Linked DNA regions of Homo sapiens: region 2 is linked to region 1. The links are chromatin loops, found by intact Hi-C in ENCODE. Cell type or tissue: heart left ventricle. All regions are shown on one strand. Links, peaks and the distances in the headings refer to the core of each region. The heading gives the core; the rest is flanking DNA.

The links. A loop is a pair of places that touch in the nucleus more often than their neighbours do. Peaks named below come from ENCODE experiments on the same cell type or tissue, not always from the same donor. Only the 100,000 strongest peaks of a DNase experiment are listed, where the experiment ranks them.
Region 2: it touches region 1 in a loop (4-fold over the local background); 12 of 110 quality-filtered maps call a loop at or near these places.

Annotation. Positions count from the first base shown.
Region 1 is chr22:43,088,122-43,093,488 of GRCh38, forward strand. TTLL1 (TTL family tubulin polyglutamylase complex subunit L1) reads right to left here and starts at 1,270. Exons shown (of 11, transcript NM_012263.5): 1 at 1,156-1,270. It also overlaps the pseudogene RPS25P10. RefSeq lists silencers at 1,038-1,377, 1,142-1,436, 2,185-2,244 and an enhancer at 1,142-1,436. In heart left ventricle, for the core only: a CTCF peak has its summit at 2,252 (motif pointing left); DNase peaks (open chromatin) are centred at 1,300 and 2,180; H3K4me3 peaks cover 1,599 bases; H3K27ac peaks cover 354 bases.
Region 2 is chr22:43,025,628-43,030,994 of GRCh38, forward strand. No RefSeq gene overlaps it. Among named protein-coding and RNA genes, the nearest start is that of TTLL1-AS1, 10 kb to the right of the region's middle. RefSeq lists an enhancer at 1,913-2,413. In heart left ventricle, for the core only: no CTCF peak of the experiment used is centred there; a DNase peak (open chromatin) is centred at 2,834; H3K27ac peaks cover 908 bases.

The sequences.
Region 1 (5,367 bases), core at 288-5,287:
CAACAAAGCAAGACTCCGTCTAAAAATAAATAAATAAATAAATAAAGTAATAACAATGTCAGTGATGACTTCATGTTGAGCAGGGCATTCGTTCACAGCGGTATTGTCACTGTCCATCTCCACGCCCGCACTGGGTGACAGTACCATGCTCCACAGTGACTGCTTACCAGTGTCTGTAATTTGAGGGCAGAGAAGGGCCCATCTTTTTTTTTTTTTTTTTTTTTTTTTTTTTTGAGACAGAATCTCGCTCTGTCGCCCAGGCTGGAGTGCAGTGGCGCAATCTCGGCTCACTGCAAGCTCCGCCTCCCGGGTTCACGCCATTCTCCTGCCTCAGCCTCCCGAGTAGCTGGGACTACAGGCCCCCGCCACCATGCCCGGCTAATTTTTTTTTTTTTGTATTTTTAGTATAGACGGGGTTTCACCGTGTTAGCCAGGATGGTCTCGATCTCCTGACCTCGTGATCCTCCCGCCTCGGCCTCCCAAAGTGCTGGGATTACAGGCGTGAGCCACCGTGCCCGGCCGGGGCCCATCTTTTTGTACCGCCACAACCCGGCACCATAATGTGCTCATCAAACGTTTCCTGAGCAAAGAACCTGCTTTGCAAATGCCAAAAGGGCTAACAATGATAAGATACTTTCACTTCCAGAATTAATCTCCTCTAATGCCCCAGCTACTCTATGGAAAAGGATGACTACCCCGCCCTGCCCTCTTAGCTGATAGGGAATCAGAGAGGGGAAATGTCTTGGTCCAGTCATCTAGAGGGAAGACACAAGGCTCTTGTCTCCTGCCCTGAGTTCTCTCCACAGGTACATTGCGCCCTGCAAAAGATGCCAACAGAAACAACACAGATTGCAAACGAATGGGAAACGTGTAGGAACAATGAAAGTCTGGGATAACAAATAATAAACATAATGATGCAATTGCAACAGTCGGACAGCACGAGGTAAGTCATAGGAACTCAGCGGACGGAGAAAGGCACGGTGGTTAGCGCGGGCTTCCTGGAGGACGCGGATCCGGCAAGCAGCATCTGAACCGCATTTTCGCAGCCGCGTAGACACTGGCGCCCACACTCTCTCACCCATGCGCACTCGCCAGCCCGCGCGCAGCCACACCCTCGGTGCCCGGGAGGCGGCGGCCTGGGGGACAGGACCTCACCTGTGGGCTCAGAGCGCCGAGGGACTCGGAGGAGCGCCCTGCAGGGATGCCTCGAGCCGCGCCCTCGCCCCGCCTCCAGCCCCTCTCCGGCGCTCGCAGGAGTACGCAGCCGACTGCCAGGCGCACCGGCCCGCCCCGCCCCGCGCTGCACTCTACTTCCAGGGCGGCGCCCTGGCAACCCAGGACGCGACCGCCGGCGCTGCGACTATTTCCGGAGTCAGACTTGCCTGGGGCTCCTTTGGGCTCCATACCTCGGGCGGCCGCTATGCCCAGGGCTTGGATCCTAGGAAATGCCAGGCCGTCCACCCTCTCGGGGCCCAGAAAGGAGATTGAGAAGGGTCTGGAGCACGGGATTAAGTCTAAAAAGAAAGGTAGAGCGGTGTGATGATTAGGTCCGAATCCTGGGTTCGGTCTCAATCCGCTGTTTAGCCTCTCCTACCCCTTCTACCTCGGCTTCCTTATCTGAAGAAATGGTGATGTTGCGCCACTGCACTCCAGCCTGGGCGATAGAGCGAGACTCCATCTCAAATAATAATAATAATAATAACATAAAAATAAAATAATTTTTTTTAAAAAGTGTTTATCTGGGCCAGACTCGGTGGCTCACGCCTGTAATCCCAGCACTTTGGGAGGCAGAGGCGGGTGGGTCGCGAGGTCAGGAGATCGAGACCATCCTGGCTAGGCTGAGGCAAGAGAATCGCTTGAACCCGGGAGACAGAGGTTGCAGTGAGCCAAGATCGTGCCACTGCACTCAAGCCTGGGCGACAGAACAAGACTCCGCCTCAAAAAAAAAAAAAAAAGACGTTTATTATTCTCGTTATAGACCTGTGTTACCTCGAATTCTCTATACAATTATTCATTTTTAATTTCATCAATTTAAAGAGTTATGCAAACTTGTGCAACTTGTAAGTGACAGAGTCTGGCTTTGAACCCAGGACACCTGACCATTCATGCTGCTGCCTCTCAGGAGGGGTGGTGGTGTGCTTTCTTAGTGATGATTGGAGCTTTGCTAACATCACTTCCTATAATCTCCCACACAACCGCCTCCCAGGCCCAGAGCACATTCAGCGCATCATCATTTACTTTTGGCACCATCTAGTGGAACCAACACTTATCTGGAGTCCAAATTGCCAATTCATACCCTTCAGCTGCTGTCTGGTTGTGAGGCCTTGAGAAGTCCCAAGGCTTCCGACTACAGTGTTCTCACCTTAAACCCAGGAGATGAGTGAAGGCTTGCAAGACGTGGTTAGGGCCTGGCATAGTAAAGTGTTCAATAAACATTGTAGCCTTCCAGCATGTTGCCTCATGCCTGCAATCCCTGTACTTTGGGAGGCCAAGATGGGAGGATCACTTGAGGTCAGGAGTTCCAGACCAGCCTGGCCAATATAGCAAGACCCCATTTCTAAAAAAAAAAGAAAAAATATTTTTAATCAGCCGGGTATGGGGGCGTAGCCAGCAGTCCTACTCAGTTACTCAGGAGGCTGAGGTGGATCACTTGAGCCTAGGAGATTGAGGCTGCAGTGAGCTATGATCCCGCCACTACACTACAGCCTGGCCAACAGAACAAGACTCTGTCTCTTAGAGAAAAAAAGTTAAAAAAAACAACAACAAAAAAAGAATTTTAAGGCAGGGCATGGTGCCTTACGCCTGTAATCCCAGCACTTTGGGAGGCCGAGGCGGGTGGATCACCTAAGGTCAGCAGTTTGAGACCAGCCTGGCCAACATGGTGAAACCCCGTCTTTACTAAAAATACAAAAATTTGCCGGGCATGGTGGTGCGCACTTGTAATCCCAGCTACTTGGGAGGCTGAGGCAGGAGAATTGTTTGAGCCTGGGAGACAGAGGTTACAGTGAGCCGAGATCGCACTATTGCACTCCAGCCTGGGCAACAGGGCGAGACTCCGTCTTAAAAAAAAAAAAAGAACTTTAAGATGGCGACAGCAGCATTAAACTAACTTCAGGGCTTGTCTGAGCACGGGGTCCTATGGTTCTGTACAGGTCACAGGCCCATGAGGCTGGCCTTACCCTAAGAAGCTGGCCACAGCTCCCCTCAATGAATCCCCACAAGAACTCTGCTGAGTTAATGGTGTTATCACCACTTTTTAAAAAATAGTGGTAAATTGGCCGGGCGCAGTGGCTCACGCCTGTAATCTTAGCACTTTGGGAGGCCGAGGTGGGCGGATCATGAGGTCAAGAGATCGAGACCATTCTGGCCAACATGATGGAAACCCGTCTCTACTAAAAATACAAAAATTAGCCGGGCATGATGGCACACGCCTGTAGTCCCAGCTACTCAGGGAGCTGAGGCGGGAGAATCGCTTGAACCTGGGAGGCAGAGGTTGCAGTGAGCTGAGATCACACCACTGCACTCCAGCCTAGCGACAGAGCGAGACTCTGTCTAAAAACAAAAAAAAGAAAAAGTGGTAAAATATGTATAACATAAAACTTAACCATCTTAGCCATTTTTAAATGTACAGTTCAGTGATGTTAAATATATTCACGTTGTGCAATCAGTCTCCAGAACTTTATCCTCTTGCTAAACTAAAACTCTTTACCCATTGAACACAATTCCCCATCCTTCCTTCCCCAGCCCCTGGTAACTGCCTTTCTACTTTCTGTCTTAATGAATTAGACTCCCTAAGTACCTCATCTAAGTGGAATCTGGGCCAGGCACAGTGGCTCATGCCTGTAATCCCAGCATTTTGGGAGCCTGAGGCAGGAGGATTGCCTGAGCCCAGGAGTTTGAGACCAGCCTGGGCAACATAGGGCGACCTCGTCTCTGCAAAAAAAAAAAAAAAGAAGAAGAAGAAGAAAGAAAGAGAAGGAAGGAAGGGAGGGAGGGAGGGAAGAAAGGGTTCGCTGCTGCTCTCTGAGCTTCGCCGTGCTATCAATGGATGACAAGAAGAACGAAGACACCGGAAAGTCGCTAAGAAAGACAAAGATTCAGTGAACAAATCTGGGGGCAGGGCCCAAAAGAAGAAGTGGTTCAAAGGCAAAGTCCGGGACAAGCTCAATAACTGAGTCGTGTTTGACAAACCTACCTATGACAAACTCTGTAAGGAACTTCCTAACCATAAACTTATAAGCCCTGCTGTGGTCTCTGAGAAACTGAAGATTCGAGGCTTCCTGGCCAGGGCAGCCCTTCAGGAGAACCTTAGTAAAGGACTTAACAAACTGGTTTCAAAGCACAGAGCTCAAGTAATTTACATCAGAAATACCAAGGGTGGAGATGTTATAGCTGCTGGTGATGATACATGAACAGGTCCAACCAACTGTACATTTGCAAAAATAAAACTTTATTAAATCAAAAAAAGAGGCCAGGCGCGGTGGCTCATGCCTATAATCCCACACTTTGGGAGGCCGAGGTGGGTGGATCACCTGAGCTCAGGAGTTCGAGACCAGCCTGGCCAACATGGCGAAACCCCGTCTCTACTAAAAATACAAAACTTAGCAGGGCATGGTGGCATGTGCCTGTAGTCCCAGCCACTAGGGGGGCTGAGGCAGGAGGATCGCTTGAACCCAGGAGGCGGAGGTTGCAGTGAGCCAAGATCATGCCACTGCACTCCAGCCTGGGCGACAGAGTGAGACTCCATCTCCAAAAAAAAAAAAAAAAAGAAAGAAAAAGAAGAAAGGAAGAAAGTAGAATCATACAGTATTTGTTATTTATTTATTTATTTATTTTTAGAGAGGACGTCTTGCTCTGTGGCCCATGCTGGGTGCAGTGGCAGGATCATAGCTCACTGTAACCTTGAGCTCTGGACCTCAAGTGATCCTCCTTCCTCAGCCTCTAGAGCAATTAGGACTACAGGCATGTGCCACCACACTCAGCTAATTTTTGTCTTTTTGTGACTGGCTTATTTCATGTAGCATAATGCCCTCAGGTTCATTCCTGTTGTAGTATGGATTTCCTTTTTTTTTTTTTTTAAGGCTGAAAACATTTCATTGTATGTTTTTAAGGCATTTAAAAAAATCCAGGGCGGGGGGAGGGGGGAGGGATAGCATTAGGAGATATACCTAATGTAAATGACGATTTAATGGGTGCAGCACACCAACATGGCACATGTATACGTATGTAACAAACCTGCACGTTGTGCACATGTACCCTAAAACTTAAAGTATAATTAAAAAAAAAAAATCCAGGGCCAGGCTTGGTGGCTCATGCCTATAATCCCAGCTCTTTGGGAGGCCCAGGCAGGCAGATCACCTGAAGTCA
Region 2 (5,367 bases), core at 106-5,105, 63 kb before region 1:
TGGAGCCAGGCTGGATGTCAGCAGCGTGTTTCCAGGGCTTGCTCTGTGATGCCCTTGCCCATTGAGCCCCCATGCCCTCTCCGTCTCTGTGTTTCGGTTCCTGCAGCTTCCACCACCTGCCAGCATGCCCACTCTGGCAGACGGTGCTCCTTCCTGGAGATCCCTAAACACAGCACCCCTTTCTGAGGAGCACGGGCACCCCATGACCTGCTCTCTTTGTCAAACTGCAGTTAGGTAGCTTTTTTTTTTTTTTTTTTTTTTTTTGAGACGGAGTCTCCCTCTGTCGCCCAGGCTGGAGTTCAGTGGCGCGATCTCAGCTCACTGCAACCTCCGCCTCCCGGGTTCACGCCATTCTCCTGCCTCAGCCTCTCCGAGTAGCTGGGACTACAGGTGCCCGCCACCAGGCCCGGCTAATTTTTTTTTGTATTTTCAGTAGAGACGGGGTTTCACCGTGGTCTCGATCTCCTGACCTTGTGATCCGCCTGCCTCAGCCTCCCAAAGTGCTGGGATTACAAGGGTGAGCCACCATGCCCAGCCCCTTTTTTTTTTTTGAGATGGAGTCTCACTCTGTTGCCCAGGCTGGAGTGCAGTGGCACGATCTCGGCTCACTGCAAACTCCACCTTCCAAGTTCAAGTGATTCCCCTGCCTCGGCTCCCGAGTAGCTGTGATTACAGGCATGCACCATGGCACCCGGCTACTTTTTGTATTTTTAGTGGAGAGGGGATGTTTCACCATGTTGGCCAGGCTAGTCTCGAACTCCTGACCTCAAATGATCCGCCCACCTCGGCCTCCGGAAGTGCCGGGATTACAGGCGTGAGCGACCACACCCAGCCACCTCTTATTCTTTATATACTGTATTAGGGTGGTATCTTTACAATTGACGAGCCAATATTGATACATTATTATGAATTCAAGTCCACCGTTTACATTAGGGTTCATTGTTTGTGTTGTATAGTTTGTGAGTTTTGACCCACGCATAACTACATCATACATAGTTTAACTACCCTAAAAGTTCCCTGTGCCTCATGATTTCTCCTCTCCGTCTTCACTCCCAAGTCCCTGGCAACCACCGATCTTTTTACTGTCTCCGTAGTTTTGCCTTTTCCAAAATGTCACAGAGTTGGAATCATAGTATTCGTAGCTTTTCAGCTTGCTTCTTTCATTTGGTGATATGCATTTAAGTTTCCTCCATATGTTTTCTTTTCTTTTTGAGACTGAGTCTCGCTCTATCGCCCAGGCTGGAGTGCAGTGGCACCATCTCAACTCACTGCAACCTCCGCCTCCTGGGTTCAAGCAATTCTCCTGCCTCAGCCTCCTGAGTAGCTGGGATTACAGGCACCCACCACCACGCCCGGCCCATTTTTATACTTTTTGTAGAGACAGGTTTTCGCCATGTTGGCCAGGCTGGTCTCAAACTCCTGACCTCAGGTGATTCACCCACCTCGGCCTCCCAAAGTGCTGGGATTACAGGTGTGAACCACGGCGCCCGGCCTAATTTTTGTATTTTTAGTATGGGGTTTTACCATGTTGGCCAGGCTGGTCTCAAACCCCTGACCTCAAATGATTGGCCTGCCTCTGCCTCCCAAAGTGCTGGGATTACAGGTGTGAGCCACCACACCTGGCCTAGTTTTTGTATTTTTAGTAGAGATGGTGTTTTACCATGTTGGCCAGGCTGGTCTCGAACCCCTGGCCTCAAATGATCAGCTTGCCTCGCCCTCCCAAAGTGCCAGGATTACAGGCTTTAGCCACAGCACCCTGCCTCCTCCATGTCTTTTCACAGCTTGATAGTTCTTTTCTTTTTTTGAGACAGGGTCTTGCTCTATCACCCAGGCTGGAGTGCAGGGGTGCGATCTTGGCTCACTGCAGCCTGGAACCCCTGGACTAAAGCAATCCTCCCTCCCCAAGCCCCTCAAGTAGCTGGGACTACAGGCACGCACCGCCACATCGGGCTAATTTTTGTATTTTTTGTAGAGACAGAGTTTCACCATGTTGGGCAGGCTGGCCTATCCAGCCTGGGTGCTATCCAAAGCCTGAAATGTCAAGGGCAGGCAGAGGACAGTGGCAGGGGCTACATCAGAAGATGGCTGAAAGCCTCAGGGAAATGTTTTTTTTTTTTTGAGATGGAGTCTCGCTCTGTTGCCAGGCTAGTGGCACAATCTCGGCTCATTGCAGGCTCCGCCTCCCGGGTTCACGCCATTCTCCTGCCTCAGCCTCCCAAGTAGCTGGGATTACGGGCGCCCGCCACCACGCCCAGCTAATTTTGTTGTATTTTTAGTAGACACGGGGTTTCGCCGTGTTAGCCAGGATGATCTCGATCTCCTGACCTCGTGATTCGCCTGCCTTGGCCTCCCAAAGTGCTGGGATTACAGGCGTGAGCCACCGCGCCTGGTCAGAAATGTGTTTTAACTGGGTCTCAGGAATGAGCAGGAGTTCAGCAGGTGAGGGAATGGGGAGGGGACCCACATACCGGGAACAGGTATGGCATGAGCTGTGGCCCTGGGGCAAGATGGTGAGGAGCACGGGGATGCCTGAAGGTTCAGTGCCTGTAGCTGGGAAGGCCACTCCAGGCTGAGTGATGGGCCGGGCCAGGTATAGATTGGGGGCTGATACTCCAAAGACTCTCACGATGAAGGGATTCCTTGACAGCCGTTAGTCAAAATTTTCCAGCTGCCCTCCTGTCTCCTTTCTTTGCCAAAGCCTTTCTGCTTGGGCTCACTTGCCCAAATGTGCCAAATGTGAGACATGGCACCCTCCAGGCTGGAAGTGGATGTCCTGTCACCACGACACACCCCTGACCTTATGGCTGTGACTCAGCCTTCTTCCAGCCCAGGGTTCTGCTAGTCCCAAGCTCACCCTCCCTTGGCACTGGCCCATGTTCCAGCTCTACCAGCTGGGCTGTTCTCCACAAGCCGGCAGGTGGTGGGCAGGGTCTGAAAACTGCCTGCCCGGGGAACCATGGGAGGGGAGGGGCAGCACCCAACAGCAGGTATGCCTTCATGGCGGCTAACAATAGCAGGAAAGCAACCAGACCCAGGCACAGGTGCACAAGCTCAGCCACCTGGGAGGTAGGAATAGCCATTACTCTCATGTCACCATCTGTAAGGAAATAGACTCAGAGAGGTGAAGGAGCCAACCTGAGCTCACACAGCCAGTAGGTGGGCAGGGAGCGCCTCCACGGACTCCTAATTACAGAGCCCAGGCTTTTTAGCTGGAGGTGTCCAGCACCATTCTGCACACTGGGGCTACTGAGGGGACTGTGATGACAAGCTCCTGCCCAGGCTGGAGTGCAGTGGCGGGATCTCGGCTCACTGCAAGCTCCGCCTCCCGGGTTCACGCCATTCTCCTGCCTCAGCCTCCCAAGTAGCTGGGACTACAGGCGCCCGCCACTAAGCCCGGCTAATTTTTTTTGTATTTTTAGTAGAGACGGGGTTTCACCGTTTTAGCCGGGATGGTCTCGATCTCCTGACCTCGTGATCCGCCCGCCTTGGCCTCCCAAAGTGCTGGGATTACAGGCGTGAGCCACCGCGCCCGGCCGGGGGAGAAACATTCAACAAAGCAACAAGTGAGCAGAAATTCCTTCTCAGGGCCACGGAGCTTGGCCTGTCCTCGCCCTGGCTTCTCCATGCCGTTCAGTTCCCAGGCTGGTGCTGTCTTTCCTCCCTGCCCCTGAAGTGGCTCTTTCCCCATCCCAGAAGTCCCAGAGCAAAATCTGGGTCTCCCCTGAAAGCTGGGTCAGTGCAGCACATACCTTCAGCTGAGGGCACTCAGAGGCAGAAAGGACATCTTTTCCATGTGTCCCTTCTATGCACCCCTGGGGGAATCTGCCCTCTGCTTGAACTTGCCCTTGACAGGAGACTCATTACCTCACAAGATGGACCACTCTATACCCAGGCAACGCTAATGGAGACATCCCCTGGCCCCTAACACTCGGCTAAGCATGGTGGCTCATGCCTGTAATCTCAGCACGTTGGGAGGTTGAGGTGGGAGGATTCGCTTGAGTCCAGGAGTTCGAGATTAGCCCTTTTTTTTTTTTTTTTTTTTGAGACGGAGTTTCGCTCTTGTTGCCCAGGCTGGAATTCAATGGTGTGATCCTGGCTCACCACAACCTCTGCCTCCTGGGTTCAAGCGAGTCTCCTGCCTCAGCCTCCCGAGTAGCTGGGATACAGGCATGCAGCACCACGCCTGACTAGTTTTGTATTTTTAGTAGAGACGGGGTTTCTCCATCTTGGTCAGGCTCTTCTTGTACTCCTAACCTCAGGTGATCCACCTGCCTCGGCCCCCCAAAATGTTGGGATTATAGGCATGAGCCACCGCGCCCGGCCGAGATTAGCCTTTTTTTTTTTTTTTTTGAGATGGAGTCTTGCTCTGTCGCCCAGGCTGGAGTGCAGTGGCGCGATCTTGGCTTACTGCAAGCTCCGACTCCCGGGTTCACGCCATTCTCCTGCCTCAGCACCCCCAGCAGCTGGAACTACAGGCACACACCTCCACGCCCGGCTAATTTTTTCGTATTTTTAGTAGAGACGGGGTTTCATCATGTTAGCCAGGATGGTCTCTATCTCCTGACCTCGTGATCCGCCCACCTCGGCCTCCCAAAGTGCTAGGATTACAGGCGTCAGCCACCGTGCCCAGCAAGAGATTAGCCCATTTTTAACCCTTCCTATTGCCCTGACACCTCAACATGCCCACACACAGGCTGAGAGCACCCCACCCTGGCAGCCAGGCAGCCCCGTGGAATAAGCCTGGTCCCTGCTCCAGGTTCCCTTCCAGCCTTCCCCTGAGGGTCACCCAGTCACTTTGAAACACACCAGTGAGATCTGCTCACGTCTCTGGCTAGTGCCCCCCGCCCTGACCCCCCAGGAAAGGCACTTGCCTGTGGGTCCTCAGGCCCTCAAGCTCTCTTGGCCCCGAACCTGCTAGGTGGGCCTGCTCCCTGTGGGCTCCTCCCATCCAGCCCCCTACATGGGGGCTGGCCTTCCTCTCTGGGGCCCGTGAGTGTAATTGAGCCCTTCACCTACACCTGTCTGAGTGTGATTTCTGCGGCTGTGCTGGAAAGACCCCAAAAGGCCAAAGGGGCTTCCCTGTCTCCAGCACTCCCTCCCTCTGTGGAAACAGCGCCCCTCACCCATTCCTTCTGTGCTCTGCTCCTCACCTCGGCCCCCAGAAACACATGCACATCACGAATTGCCCCTCATCACCTAACAGTCCCTGAACTCCTTTGTGTTACACCTAAATCATCCCTCTTAAGACTAAATGTCTTTGATTTCCCAATCATCCCTCGCCCGCCTGCTGCTCTCCCTCCATTTTTGCTGCTCTGACATTGTCCATAAATGCTTCGACAAATGACCAGCGTTGCCTGGGAGTGGAGG